Linked DNA regions of Homo sapiens: regions 2 and 3 are each linked to region 1. The links are chromatin contacts, found by Hi-C or POLR2A ChIA-PET in ENCODE. All regions are on one chromosome and are shown on one strand. Each heading gives the region's core, a stretch centred on a gene start or an enhancer-like site at or near the end of the contact. The rest is flanking DNA. Distances are from core to core; before and after follow the strand shown. Region 1 has its middle 46 kb from the start of NRAL. Region 2 has its middle 34 kb from the start of NRAL. Region 3 holds the start of LINC01117 (long intergenic non-protein coding RNA 1117).

Region 1 (4,120 bases), core at 1,203-3,702:
AATGACTTGCCTTACATTGACAGTTGTCTATTGTAGTTGGGTTTCATGAATACGGAAGAATTAATTTATTGAAACTTTGTATTCAATCATAATTATCTTAATAAACATTTTGTGTTTATTTTTAATTTTTCCTTTTCTGTCATCATTTCCCAGGTAATAGTGTGGTGTTGGCATCTGGATATGTATGTGGCAAAATAAAAGAGAAAACGTTTTTCAAAAGTTTATCAGAATTTAGGGGAAGTTTGAAAGTTAAGTTTCTTTGGCCACTTGAAGACAGTTTAATTCTAAAGTCCTTTTAATTCTGGTTGTGAACCTTACTTCCTCGTTGTGATGGCTAATTTTATGTGTCAACTTGACTGGGTTAAGGGGTGCCTGGGTAGCTGGTAAAACATTATTTCTGGGTATGTCTGTGAGAGTGTTTCCAGAAGAGATTAGCATTTGAATCAGTAGACTGAGCAAAGAAGATTCACCCTTACCAATATGCGCTGGCATTGTCCCATCTCTTGAGGGCCCAGATAGAAGAAAAAGATGGAGGAAGGATGAATTCCCTCTCTCTCTTTGAGCTGAAACATCCATCTTCTCCTGCCCTTGGACATCAAACTCCTGGTTATGGGGCCTTCAAACTCACACAAGTGCCTCCCATTCCCCATCCCTCAGTGACATCTTAGGACTCAGAATTAATTACAGCACTGGCTTTCCTTGTTTTCCAGCTTGCAGATGGCATATCACGGGTCTTCTGGGTCTGCATAATTTCATGAGCCAATTCCCATCATATATATATATATACACACACTATACATATATCCTACTGGTTTTGTTTCTCTAGAAAGCCCTACCTAATGCACTAGGCAAATCATTGGTAGGGAAATAATCCTGGCTCATTGGAAGTGCAACAGGAATGATAAGTCTGACAGATCATCCCATTGTTCATGCTTAGTGTCTATCCTAAAAGAAATACAATAAGAACCTCCACAAAAACTTTGACTGTACTTTGATACTCGCATTTATTTTCCAGAGTGAATACTTCCTCTGGGTTTATTTCCAGAGGCTGCTTCTTTTTGGGGGGAGGGGGAGGGGCGGTGCAGGTGTAGGGGTAAAGGACATCTACTAATTGTGGCTTCATTCCAACTAAAGAAATTCCTCACATCTATTAATGACAAACTGCAATACTGTTGCTGGACTAGAAAATTATCTGTTAGAGTCAGTACAGCTACCAGGGTTATTAAGGAGCACATTTGTTTTTTTTCCCCCTGAGTCAGTGCCCAAAAGACATTTTATGTAGCCTCAGCTATTTTGAGTACAGTTACACAACTGGCTTGAACTTATTTTGGCAAAATCTTAGTGTGTGTGTCATGGGCAATAAAAAATTCCTGGAAAATATGTGTTTTCATACAAAGTACCATTACTTACACTTTCTGGAAATTAATTTCGTGTAAATCACAATGAATGTTTGATCTATAGTCTCATATAGCTAGTTGACTCTGACCAGAGACTAAGTGGCTATATGAAGAGAAGTTGGTCCAGAGAGATGTCTCAAGGGCTTGCCTGAGGTAGTAGTTGAAGCTGTGAGCCACAAAAGGCATGCCTGTCAAGGGCTGGCCTCACAGCCTAGTTTGCATTCCATCTTTTGGTGTAGTACTTTGTCAGAATGTAGCAAGTAGAGAAATTCTGTTGTGCATACATTTTATGGCTCTCAGTGGTTAGGATCTGAACTTGGTAGACATTTCACAGGGCACAAGATGGTAAAAGATCCATAAGGAGAGCCTGGGTGGTAAGGGTCAGAGCTCTGAGTTCTAGACCTATGTTTGCTGCTGAGTGACTTGGAGGTAGTCTGCCGCTTACAGGCTCTGCGACCGTGGGCAAGCCATTTGACCTCCTCTCTCTCTCTCCATTTTCTCATCTCTAATAGGAATAATATGAGTGCCTGCTTTGTAGCGTTGTTTGAAGATTAAATGAGTTGATGCACAGAAAACACTGAGGATAATACCTGACGTGTAGTTGGCACTCGATGTTCGTTGCTTACCTCTTTTTCTGTTTTTTATTTTTTTAATTTATTACATGATTATCCCACTAACTTGCCTCCAATGATTGTGGTTAAGTATAAACTACTAATCCTGCCCTGAGAAATGTCTCATTTGATGAGACAATGGTTAGAAATGGTCATTTGATGCAATAGTTTATAACATAAGTGAGCAAGGAACTATTTTCAAATATGAAAACTTTTGGGCCATGTATTTCAACTCCTTCCTCCATTTTTTAAAATTCTCCTCTAGATGCTTACAAGGGGGTTAGTACCCCTTGTTTAGGCTCTCTCCTCAAAACTCCCTTCCACTCCAACTCCCTAGTTTTCTTTAACTTTCTCCCCCTTAGGAAAGTGAAAGAATAAGAGCTCCAGCTAGAGACGCTTGATTGAAATAGCACGGGCACACGGCAGCCTCCTCTGCAGGGCTTTGCCAGCGAGCCCCGCCCCGCCTGCAGATCCTGGGTATGCTACTGGGTACGGGAACCGACCCCTGACCGTGAGGCTCGGCATCGGGCCCTGGCTGTTCTGAAGATAAGGACGATCTCCCTCCGGGGTCCAGGCAGCACTGCCCGTCTTGCTATCCTTGGAGTCTGTGCCAAGTACATCAGGAAAATCTCTTTTTCATTGTTTGATTTTCCACGGGCTTTGAAAACGTTCCCATTTCATACAGCCAAGTCCAGAATTAAATTGGACTTCACTGATCTTTGCTGACAAAAAATTCCCATTCCACTTCCTGAGGCTCTTCCGCCTGGATTTGTTTATTGGCCTCATAGATGATGTTTCTGACGTGCGCCCAGAGCTCCTCACTCAGAGCCCCTTCACACACGAGCTGACCCTGCACACTGCTTTGTGATATAAATTATTCATCTGATTTCTTCAGCACTAGGCAGGCATGGCCGAGGAGAGCCTCGCTTTCCCAACGTGGAGTCATTGACGTTTTTCTGTTTTCCCGCGAGGTGGTTAGGGAATGATTAAAATGGACTTGAAGAGTCAATTTCTGTTGGGATTGTGGCTCGGCAGTCAGCAATCTGCTAGGGTGGTCTGAGGGCCAGTCATTACGGAAACACTGCCAAAGCTGTGTCTTCATACTTCTCTCTTTCCTTCCTACCACCCTGCCGTACCTAGAGAGGGAGAATGGCAATGATGTGAGCATTTTATGTTTAAAAACAACAGCAACAACAAACTCAACCCCCCAAATCCCCTGAGCTTGCTTTCAATTCCCCTCCCCCTCCTTATCGCCCACGCCACCATCAACAGTGACACCTAGTGGTCAAATATAAATTAGTCCCTTTATTCTGAATTGACTAGCTTTCTACAGAAAATAAAATTTCCTGTAGAAGCAAATAAAGACTGAGCTTTACTCCTTCCATGAACATAGAGAAAGATGGATTATTCATAATGAGAAGCTAAAATATATTACTTGGGAGAAGAGGCAAGTGCATTTTTTTTCTTAAGAACATATTGGAGCTTTGTATCTTAAAAAATAGTTTCTATAGACGAGTGCTTGGTTTTCCTTTCTTTAATGATGGCCACTTTAATTTTATTATAATTTTAAAAGTTAACAGCTGTTCATCAATGTTTTAAGTTTCAACACCTATAATTGTTATGTTTAAAGTATTTAAAAATGTATGATAGTACAAATCAGTCATTTGCATAATCCGTCTCAAATTCTTGGAACCACATTTACTGGCAAAAAATGGTTTCCACTTTAGTGATGTAGTCTCCAGAAACAGGTGAAAATTTTTATTTTAAGAATTTTTTTTTCGGTAAGTGAGGAAGCAAAAACATTTATATTTTTAATGAAATCTTTTAGTGGTTAAAAAAGAAAAACCTTGAATCTTCTTTTAATTTTTAAATAATTATAGAGTCACAAGAAATTACAAAATAGTACAGAAAAGCCCTGTGTACCCTTCACCCAGTTTCCCACAATGGTAACATCTTACATAACTGTGATACAACGTCAAAACCAGGAAATTGACATTGGTACAATTTGTGGAATTTATGTAGATTTCACCCGTTTACTTGTATGCATTTGTATGTGTGCATAGTTCTATGCAATTTATCACGTGTAGATGCATGAACCACCACTACAAACAA
Region 2 (4,120 bases), core at 679-3,178, 80 kb before region 1:
GCCTTGATTCTGTTGATTGCTATTAAATCCTGGATTCCTTTAAAATCTGGGAGATGGTCCTTAAAGTCTCACTTATAAATTGTGTGCATTTATTAGAATCTTGCTTAGAACAAAGAGTATTCAAGCCCCTGGAAAAGATTGCCGTTTACTTCTACACTCTAGATAGAAGAGGTTGCAGAAACACATTTTGTTTTTTGAGGAAAAAATTGTTTCAAAGGTATAATAAATGGTTGTGGAGAAGCTCTTCCTTTTCCTTCCTTCCTTCCTTCCTCTGTCCCTCTCTCTTTCTATGTTTTGTCTTGTGGGGGAAAATTATAATCTAAACCCAACACACTTTAGTGAAGACAGCGGATTTTGGCCAAGATTCACAAGTTTCTTTGTGTCTATATGCCATTGATGTAAATGAAATGTTAGTTGAATGTATTATGACAGCATTATTCTCATGGGGTATATTTAGATTTCAAAATCCAGCCCCCAACTCTTTTATTCAATGACTATGGTTATTTTAGACTACGTTTTAAGAAATAATTCCAGATAAAGTATTACAAATATCAAACCTATTTTTAAGAAAATCAACCTACTCCAAATAAACACCCATCCAAAGTGTAGTTAAGTCAGTTGAGCATGGTAAATAAAATCCAGTGGCTATCAATACTGGCTGAGCACACCTGCAGGCACAGCTGTGTGCTGGGTGCTGGGCACAGGAGTCCTGGAAGGCACTGTGACAGAACAGCTTATGGGAGAGGAAGAGGGGACGCTGATTTGTTGAATGCCTGTTATGGTTACAACTAGATGCAGGTTTACCATGAGGCTAATGAACCTTGAGCTTTAGGGCCCACATTTGCACAGATCCTTTCCAAGACCCTGTAGCACCTAAGTAATATGTTCACATGGCCACGTGTTTTGTAAAGTTTGGAAAAATAAGATATTTAAGTGCAGTTAGTTATGATCACTGTTTTTGTTTGCTCCTACTTCCCCTTTTGATAGGTACTTCCTTTAGTATTGAGTAGTGGGTGTGTTTAAAGATGGCCACTAGTATTTTGGGGACCTCGTTAAGGGAAATTGGGTTGGGACAACATTTGGTTTTGGTTTCCTGGTCTGCAGTCACTTCATGCCCAGTTATGTTCTTGCTAACCATCCCAGTGTAGAGACAGCTTCCCAGAATACATGTACTGTCCACCGGCTGACACCCAGCATGGGGGACAAAACTCAGAGCCCAGGCGTTGTATCACAACAGCAACACGCTCTACAGGGCCTGGCATCAGCATCAGAAATAGGTGACCGATGAGGGAGACACAAGATTTGAAATGTACAGAGGCAGAATCTGGTGTCATCAATGACTGGTGAAAACGGAAGCTCTTTTCTGTCAGGAATATACTTAATAATGAAACACAAATCGCCGTGTATAAACCCACCATACATTTTTCTTGGTGTGAGAAAAACGTGAGAAAAATGTGAGAAATAGAATGGATCACAATTCTTGTATTTTTAGGGTACAAACCCGTAGCCATATTATAAACAGAAATATGGCTGTGTTTAATGCTTAATGCATCCAGCTATCAATAATATAAAACAAGTTTTGTTCAATTGAAGTAGAGCAAAGGCTAAATTATCTTTTTATTCTCTCTATAAAAATCATATTACAAAATCATTGTCATATAAAGAAGTGATAAAGACTGTGCAGCCAAATATGGGAAAAATATTATGGAGGTTCATCAGGCTATTAATAAAAATATTGGGTTATTTTTCTGTATTTTGTGATGCATATGGCATTTGGCAGCTTAAAAATATGTAATTTATGGTGATTCCTTTTCTCTTTCTAAGTACGCATTCACTTTCACTTTCTCTTCTAGTCTTTAGACAGTGCTCTCCAAATTGTAAGCACTCTGAGCCCCACACAGTCTGGATCCACCAGGCCCAGGCTCTGTGCCAGTTTCAGGCATGTTAATCTTATTTCAGCTGCACCTTGGCTGGGCATGCTAGAACCTGCTCATCCCTTTTCGTACAAAAAGTGAGGCTCAACAAGGTGGAGTCAGTTTCCCGAGGTGAGATATAAGCGCAGGCCTGGATCCTTCCCCAGGTCAGCCTGTATTCACCACATGCTGGATTCACACCCAAGCCCAAGACTTGGCAGTGAGACTTTTCTCTTTTCAAGGCTGCCCTTGATGTCTGTCCTTTAATGTAGCACTTAGGAGCTTTCTCATTTAGCCTTCACAGTAGTTTTTTTCTTGTTTCATTACACCTCCCTTATTTTCAGCAAACTTTAAAAAATCTATTTCACACTGTGAGCAGAGGTCACCAGGTGGAAATCTCAACCCCTCCTCTTCCTCTGACCCCCGCCCCCAACCATCCTCCTCCTAGCCTGTCCTAGTGGAACTCAGTGAACGATGCCCCTCTGTTTCGCTCCTGCAAACCAGCAGTCCTCCCCACTTCACTCACTCACTCACCTCTGCATTCAGTCAGTTCCAAGATTTGTAGAGTTAAGCTCGTCAATACCTCTTGCCCTCCCTCCATCCCGCCGACCCTCCCCTCTGCCCCATCATTAGCTCAGGCCCGGATTGGGATTGGTTTAACTAAGTGACCTGCTACTTGGCCTCCTTGGTTTAGCTCTTCTTTAATCTGTTCTCAACAATGCTGCCATCTGATTCTATTCCCCTTCTGTTTAGAATCGTTTAAGTCATTCATTTATCATCTAACAAATCCTTACTGAGATGCTAATTTGACGTGGGCAATGGGGACACAGTGGAGAACAAGACAAAGTTCTTACCTTCATGGAGCTCACATTCTAGCATGGGGAGACCCACTATAAACAATGTTAATAAGTTAAGAATATAGATATTTCTAAAATCTGGACAAAAATGTGCATGTCAGAGAGTGATAAATGTTAGGCAGGAAAATGAAGCAGGGTAGGGGACCTAAAGCAAACGAGCAGCAAGGGAAGGGAATTTCTTATTTTGTGTATAGACTGGCTGGAGGAGGCTTCACTGATAAAGCAGATATTTGTCTGAGCAGAGACTTGAATGAAGCAAGGGCGACAAGCCATCGGGACATGCGGAAGAACATTCTAGGAGAGGAAACCGTAGGAAGGAGCATGACTGCCATGCTGGAGGTGCAGCAAGGAGGGTGGAATCTTGGTACCTTGGTGGGAGCTCAGGGGCATGGGTTGACAGCATGGCATTGGGTGTATGTCATGGGAGGCCTCTTGCTATTGAGAGGTTTGGTTTTTACTCTGAGTGGGTTGCAGCATTGTGAGGTTTTGAGCAGAGTAGTGATATGATCTGAGTTGTAGGTAACAAAATCATTCCTGGCAATGTGTTGGGAAGGGATTGTAGAGGGGCAAGAGTAGAAGCAGGGAGAACATCAGGAGACCACTGCCATGATCCAGGCAAGAGGTGATGATGGCTTAGAGCGGATGGCAAGAAGTGGGCAGATTCTGGATGTCTGTTGCATGGTTCTGTGTCCTTCAAGATAAAATGCCGAGTGCTCAGCATATCACACAAGGTCCTTCGTATCTGTCTCCTTCATATTTCTTAGCTGTCCCTAGGGCTTTGCACATACTACTCTGTGTTCCCAGAGCCCCTAGCTACTTCCTTGAATGCACAACTCAGTAAGCCCTCTCTTTTCTTCCTCCAAACCTGGCTGGACTATTTTTTCAGCTCCTTGCACTTGTCTCCATTCCTTTGTGATATAATTGTGTCTTTACTTGTTTGCCTTCTCCACACTGGGCTGTGAGCTCTTTGAAGGAAGAAATTACCTGAGACTGGGTAATTTATAAAGGAGAGAGGTTTAATGGACTCGTGGTTCCATATGGCTGGGAGGCCTCACAATCATGGTGGGAGAGAAGGAAGAGCAAAGGGATGTCTTACATGGTGGCTGGCAAGAGGACTTGTGCAGGGGAACTCCCATTTTTAGACCCATCAGATCTTGTGAGACTTATTCACTACCACAAGAACGGTATGGGGGAAACCGCTGGCCTGATTCAATTATCTCCACCTGGCCCCACCCTTGACACATGGAGATTATCACAATTCATGGTGAGATTTGAGTGGGGACACAGCCATATCACCAGTGCTTGGCACATAAAGAGATATTCAATAAATATTTGTTTCGTGGTGAAATA
Region 3 (4,120 bases), core at 485-2,984, 84 kb after region 1:
TTACATCTGATTATGCCATTTTTAGACTATGGAATATAGTTTCTGAATTCTTTTGGGGGGAGGGAAATGGTGTGGAAAAACTACTTTTAAAACGTGCTTCTATCTTCATTTAAAATGTATAAATTCTCAAGTTTCTTAACAAAAAACTTTGATCCCACTATTTTATATAGACTGCATTTATAGGCTTGGAAATCCTGTTCTCTCTATTAAACTCCTTAGACAGGATTATATTAATCTTACTTAAAAGAAAAAACTACTTACAGCAAACATGGCACTCAAAAGAATTAAAAATAATACTTGCAATATTTTAATATTTATGAAAATCTGTTTTTTGAAAGACAGATGAACTTAGAAATGTGAACACACAAAAAAATACAAGTATAAAGTTTCCTTTCGAAACTTTTCCTTTCAAAGAAATATTTATCCCACATTTCTACATGCAAAACTTTTAGTGTAAACTATTGAGAAAATCCTAAATAGTAAAACATTTGTTTCTGTAAGTCCATAAGCACTTGCTGTACATACTCAGAGGCAGCCCTGGCCCACTGTATCCGCAAATGCATCTGCAGGGGGAATGGTTCCAAGCCAGTCACTGAGTGTCATCTGTCCCTTCTCCAGGGGCAGGGACATTGAGTCACAATGAAATTTTATTATTTATATACATTATTTTAAATTCTGTTTTTCTTAGAGCTCAAAGCTTTGACAGTAAATGTCAAACCACACTGAAGTTGACTTGTTAGCTTTTGTAGCTAGCCTTACTGCTGTCGGCTATTTCAAATTGCAAATGACAATAAACAGGTGGTTTTTTCTTTTAATCACTAAAGAACATCCCTTTTCATATAGCTAATATAACAAAAAAGTCTAAAACATGGGCATATAATTCCCACTGTAAATTAATTATAATTATTTCAGGCTTAAGTATTAATAGTAAGTGAATTCTTTTCAAGAGATCCTTGGCGGTTCCATTTGCCCTTGAACATTAACCCTGCCACCTCAAAACTCAATGCCTTTGCACTTAGTCTAGAAAATTAAAAATACAACTCGTCCTCATCCTAGTAACCTGCGCAAGTCTCTACAAGAGACTGGAGGATCTACGTGGTAACTAACTTTAACTTACCTCTTCTAGGCTTTATTAACGAGTTTATCAAAAAATATTAACTTTCAGGCAAGATGTGGCTAATTCTTAAATGCAGCTTAAAACTTTCGACATCCCCTTGTAAAAATGATGCCACGAAATGTGCCACTGTCCATTTATTTCCCATTTCACTTAACGCATTAATATTGACCCTTCGGACAGCAGCGCTGGCATCATTTTGGAGCTGCAAAGCAAGACGTGGCGCGTTGATGAGCTAAAAAGGACCCGTCTTTCTCTGGGCCCCTTACCAACATCTCTCTCCCTAGAAGACAAATACTTTTCAGATCTCGCACCCCTCTTTACAAACCTGAGCGGGGCTTTCGGGGTAAGGGGAGGCAAGACTTTGGTGGGAGCTGCTCGTCTTCAGCAAAGCGAGGGCCGGCTGCAAAGGCGCAGGCTGGCAGTTCGGGTCATTTCCTGCCGATTCCCCATTCCCCTCGGAGCAGCTTGGAGAGGAAGTCGGACTTCTTTTCCAGGCGGAGCCTCCACGATGGGCGTGGGCGCCTCGTGCGTGGGCCGGGGGCCTCGTGCGTGGGCGGGGATCGGGGCCTGGGAAAAACGGGAACCCGGTACCCGCCCGCGCCCTCGCGCGTCGGCCAGGAACCTCGGCCCCATGCGGGCGGGCCAGCGCGGCCAGGAGGGCCGGGAAGAGGGGTCCCCGGGGCCCCGGATGCGCTGAACTCCGGGGAGGGGATGGGCAGGAGAGAGAGCACACTCCTGGAGCCGCGACGTCCAAACCCGGACGCACTTGAACCCGCAGCGAGGCCCGTGGCTCGCGGCCTTCGGAGAGCACCCGCGCCCCGCGCAGACCGGACGCCGGCCTTGCCCGATCCTCGGCATCCTTCGGCGGGGCGGCCAGTCCCAGGGCGCTCGCTGAGGGCCACACCCTGGCCCCAGAGTTTAGCACCGCCGCGGGCAGGGCGCTCCGCTCCCGGACCCCGAATCTGAAAGCGGAGACCAAGGGCTGCCTGCGGCAAAGCTCGACATACACTTGATTTTCTTCCGATTTGGAGAAAATGTCACGGGCGAGAGCAAAAAAAAAAAAAAAAAAAAAAAAAAAAACCCTAACTGTAAATATTATTTGGAGGTGGGCGAGGGCGCGGCGTGCGCGCGGCGGCGGGTGGCGGGCGGCGCGGGCGCCCTTGCGGGGATTCCCGGTCTCTCAGCGCGCCCTAGTGGACGCCCTGCCTTTCGCTGGCTCCCCGTGCTCGTTACAATCTGCAATATATTATTTCTTCCGAAGTATTGACAATGTGTGAGACTCCAGTAACCCCGGAGCTCTCGTCTGTAATCAGCACATTTATCCACATTTAAGGGGGAAAATCCGAATTAAATCCCCGTGACCCTGATTGGGTTACAGTGTCATTTTCCCTGGATCCTCTTTTAAATCCACTCCACACTGCTTCTCTGTCTATTACATGCTAATTTAATTTTACTGTGGAAGATATTTTCAGGATTTGCTGAGGACAGTAAATTTTGTAGTTTATGTTATTTCACTTTTTATGACTTTTTAACACTTAATAAAATTTTATTAGAGCACTTTTGTGTTTACAAGGCCACAAAACTCTTGGCAGGTTGTCAGAAGTCCTTTTTATTATGATCCTACTGATATACTGCGAGTAATGAAATAATCATGTCCAGAAATGTATCAAAGGCCAGAGGGATTATCCCACTTAATAGCTCCACAGATGCGCCCAGAAGAATGTGGACGCGCGACAGGACGGGCTGAAAGGCTGCAGGAGGAAGCAGGCAGCCCCGGCTCCTGGCTTTACCATTTCGGTTGCTTTCCTAAAAGGCTACATGCAGGGTCATGTGACTTTCCGCGGTCTCAATAAAAAAAAAAAAAAAAAAAAAAAAAAAGAATTTATTCTATTGCAAAATGTGCTTTTCTTTTTATACTCCTTGTGTGGGCATTTAAGACTGTTCTAGTGGCAGTGGGGTTGGCTGTACATATCCATGTCAGTCACCGCGCCCGGCCCCACTTTCTTCTCATTTCTAAGTGTACTTTTGTGGCATTTAAACTGCCGATGGTGACTTTGGTGTTGAGCGGTGTTGTTTCCACAGCCCACACTGAAGGCATTGGGAGGGACCCAGGAGGGCACAAGGTGTTTTAAGGCCCTTTCCCACCTGCCAAACACCTTTTGCTGTTGCTTTTTGGTTTTATTTTGTTTTGCGAAACCGGGGAATAGTGACTTAAGGACTCGGCTTTCTGCCTTGTGCCAGAGAGCCACAGTACACTGCTTTTATTTTTATTTTTTGGTAAGACTTGGCTATAGGAAGGACTGAGAATATAGCTTTCATTTCTTTTAAAAAACATTTCCTTTTCTTTTAAATAGATACGTGATCATTTAACACACGGGTGTTAAGTTCATTCTTGCTGCAAAAGAAGGCCATTGTACCTCCTGACCCTGAAAGCAAGGTGGGTGGCTTTGTTTTATAATTAAATTTTCTGTCTTCAGCTTCATATTTCTCTTTCTCTGTTATTTCCTAAAGAGTGTGTCAAAGTGATAAAAGAGGTGAGGAATGGACTCATAAACAGAGTGATTTTGAAATTACTGTTGGTGTATCCATAGCACGTGTTCTTCTAAACTTTGGCTTTTAAGGATTTCAGCAGGGTTTTTCACAAGCAAGTGTGTGTGTGTGTTTCATGTTCCAACATATCACATTAGGATTTTGTAATCTGTCACTGTTTAAAACAGCCTCTGGGAAGCGCGCCTCTCTCTGGATTGCCTCCATCACACGTGTGTTCTCTCCCATTCAGAAATACATAAGGCTGCTCATGATGCTCTTTGATTTCAACTTCAAGGAAGCAGTTTAGTTTTTTGTATGTCGTTTGCTAACCATGGACAAAATTTAGCACCTGGTCTAATAGTCTTCTGTGTGTCTGTGATGGCCTAGATTCTGAAAAGAGCTTACGAAGGACTGCAGTCCTACCTTAAAAATAATTATGTCCTGAGATCATTTGGGCAGCCATTTATCTCCTTT

The links. A loop is a pair of places that touch in the nucleus more often than their neighbours do. ChIA-PET counts read pairs that join two places held with the same protein, here RNA polymerase II (POLR2A). Pooled maps may share reads with other maps.
Region 2: a map of uterus shows a loop between it and region 1 (2.0-fold over the local background). The contact joins two enhancer-like sites. A Hi-C loop is called at or near these places in 3 of 168 maps with a recorded cell type or tissue (heart left ventricle, posterior vena cava and uterus), 1 of 37 single-sample maps with no recorded cell type and 10 of 50 pooled maps. POLR2A ChIA-PET finds 5 or more read pairs at or near these places in 2 of 52 experiments (MCF 10A and OCI-LY7).
Region 3: a loop to region 1 is called in a map of heart right ventricle, with 7 times the contacts of the local background. The contact joins the promoter of LINC01117 here to the enhancer-like site in region 1. A Hi-C loop is called at or near these places in 55 of 168 maps with a recorded cell type or tissue (A673, B cell, Calu3 and 37 more), 15 of 37 single-sample maps with no recorded cell type and 39 of 50 pooled maps. POLR2A ChIA-PET finds 5 or more read pairs at or near these places in 7 of 52 experiments (A549, GM12878, HCT116 and 4 more).

The regions. Positions count from the first base shown.
Region 1 is chr2:176,551,364-176,555,483 of GRCh38, forward strand. No RefSeq gene overlaps it. Among named protein-coding and RNA genes, the nearest start is that of NRAL, 46 kb to the left of the region's middle. RefSeq lists an enhancer at 3,118-3,412. Within about 2 kb of position 2,453, at least 25 of the 41 ENCODE cell types and tissues checked have a DNase peak (open chromatin) inside an H3K27ac peak, as active enhancers do; they include A673, HCT116, Panc1 and 17 more, where a contact is called at or near this core.
Region 2 is chr2:176,471,434-176,475,553 of GRCh38, forward strand. No RefSeq gene overlaps it. Among named protein-coding and RNA genes, the nearest start is that of NRAL, 34 kb to the right of the region's middle. RefSeq lists enhancers at 1,845-1,954, 2,045-2,114. Within about 2 kb of position 1,929, at least 3 of the 41 ENCODE cell types and tissues checked have a DNase peak (open chromatin) inside an H3K27ac peak, as active enhancers do; they include uterus, where a contact is called at or near this core.
Region 3 is chr2:176,636,020-176,640,139 of GRCh38, forward strand. LINC01117 (long intergenic non-protein coding RNA 1117) reads left to right here and starts at 1,735. Exons shown (of 4, transcript NR_110599.1): 1 at 1,735-1,989; 2 at 3,472-3,554. LINC01116 (long intergenic non-protein coding RNA 1116) reads right to left here and starts at 1,590. Exons shown (of 5, transcript NR_188023.1): 1 at 1,443-1,590. RefSeq lists a silencer at 2,200-2,249 and an enhancer at 2,410-2,924.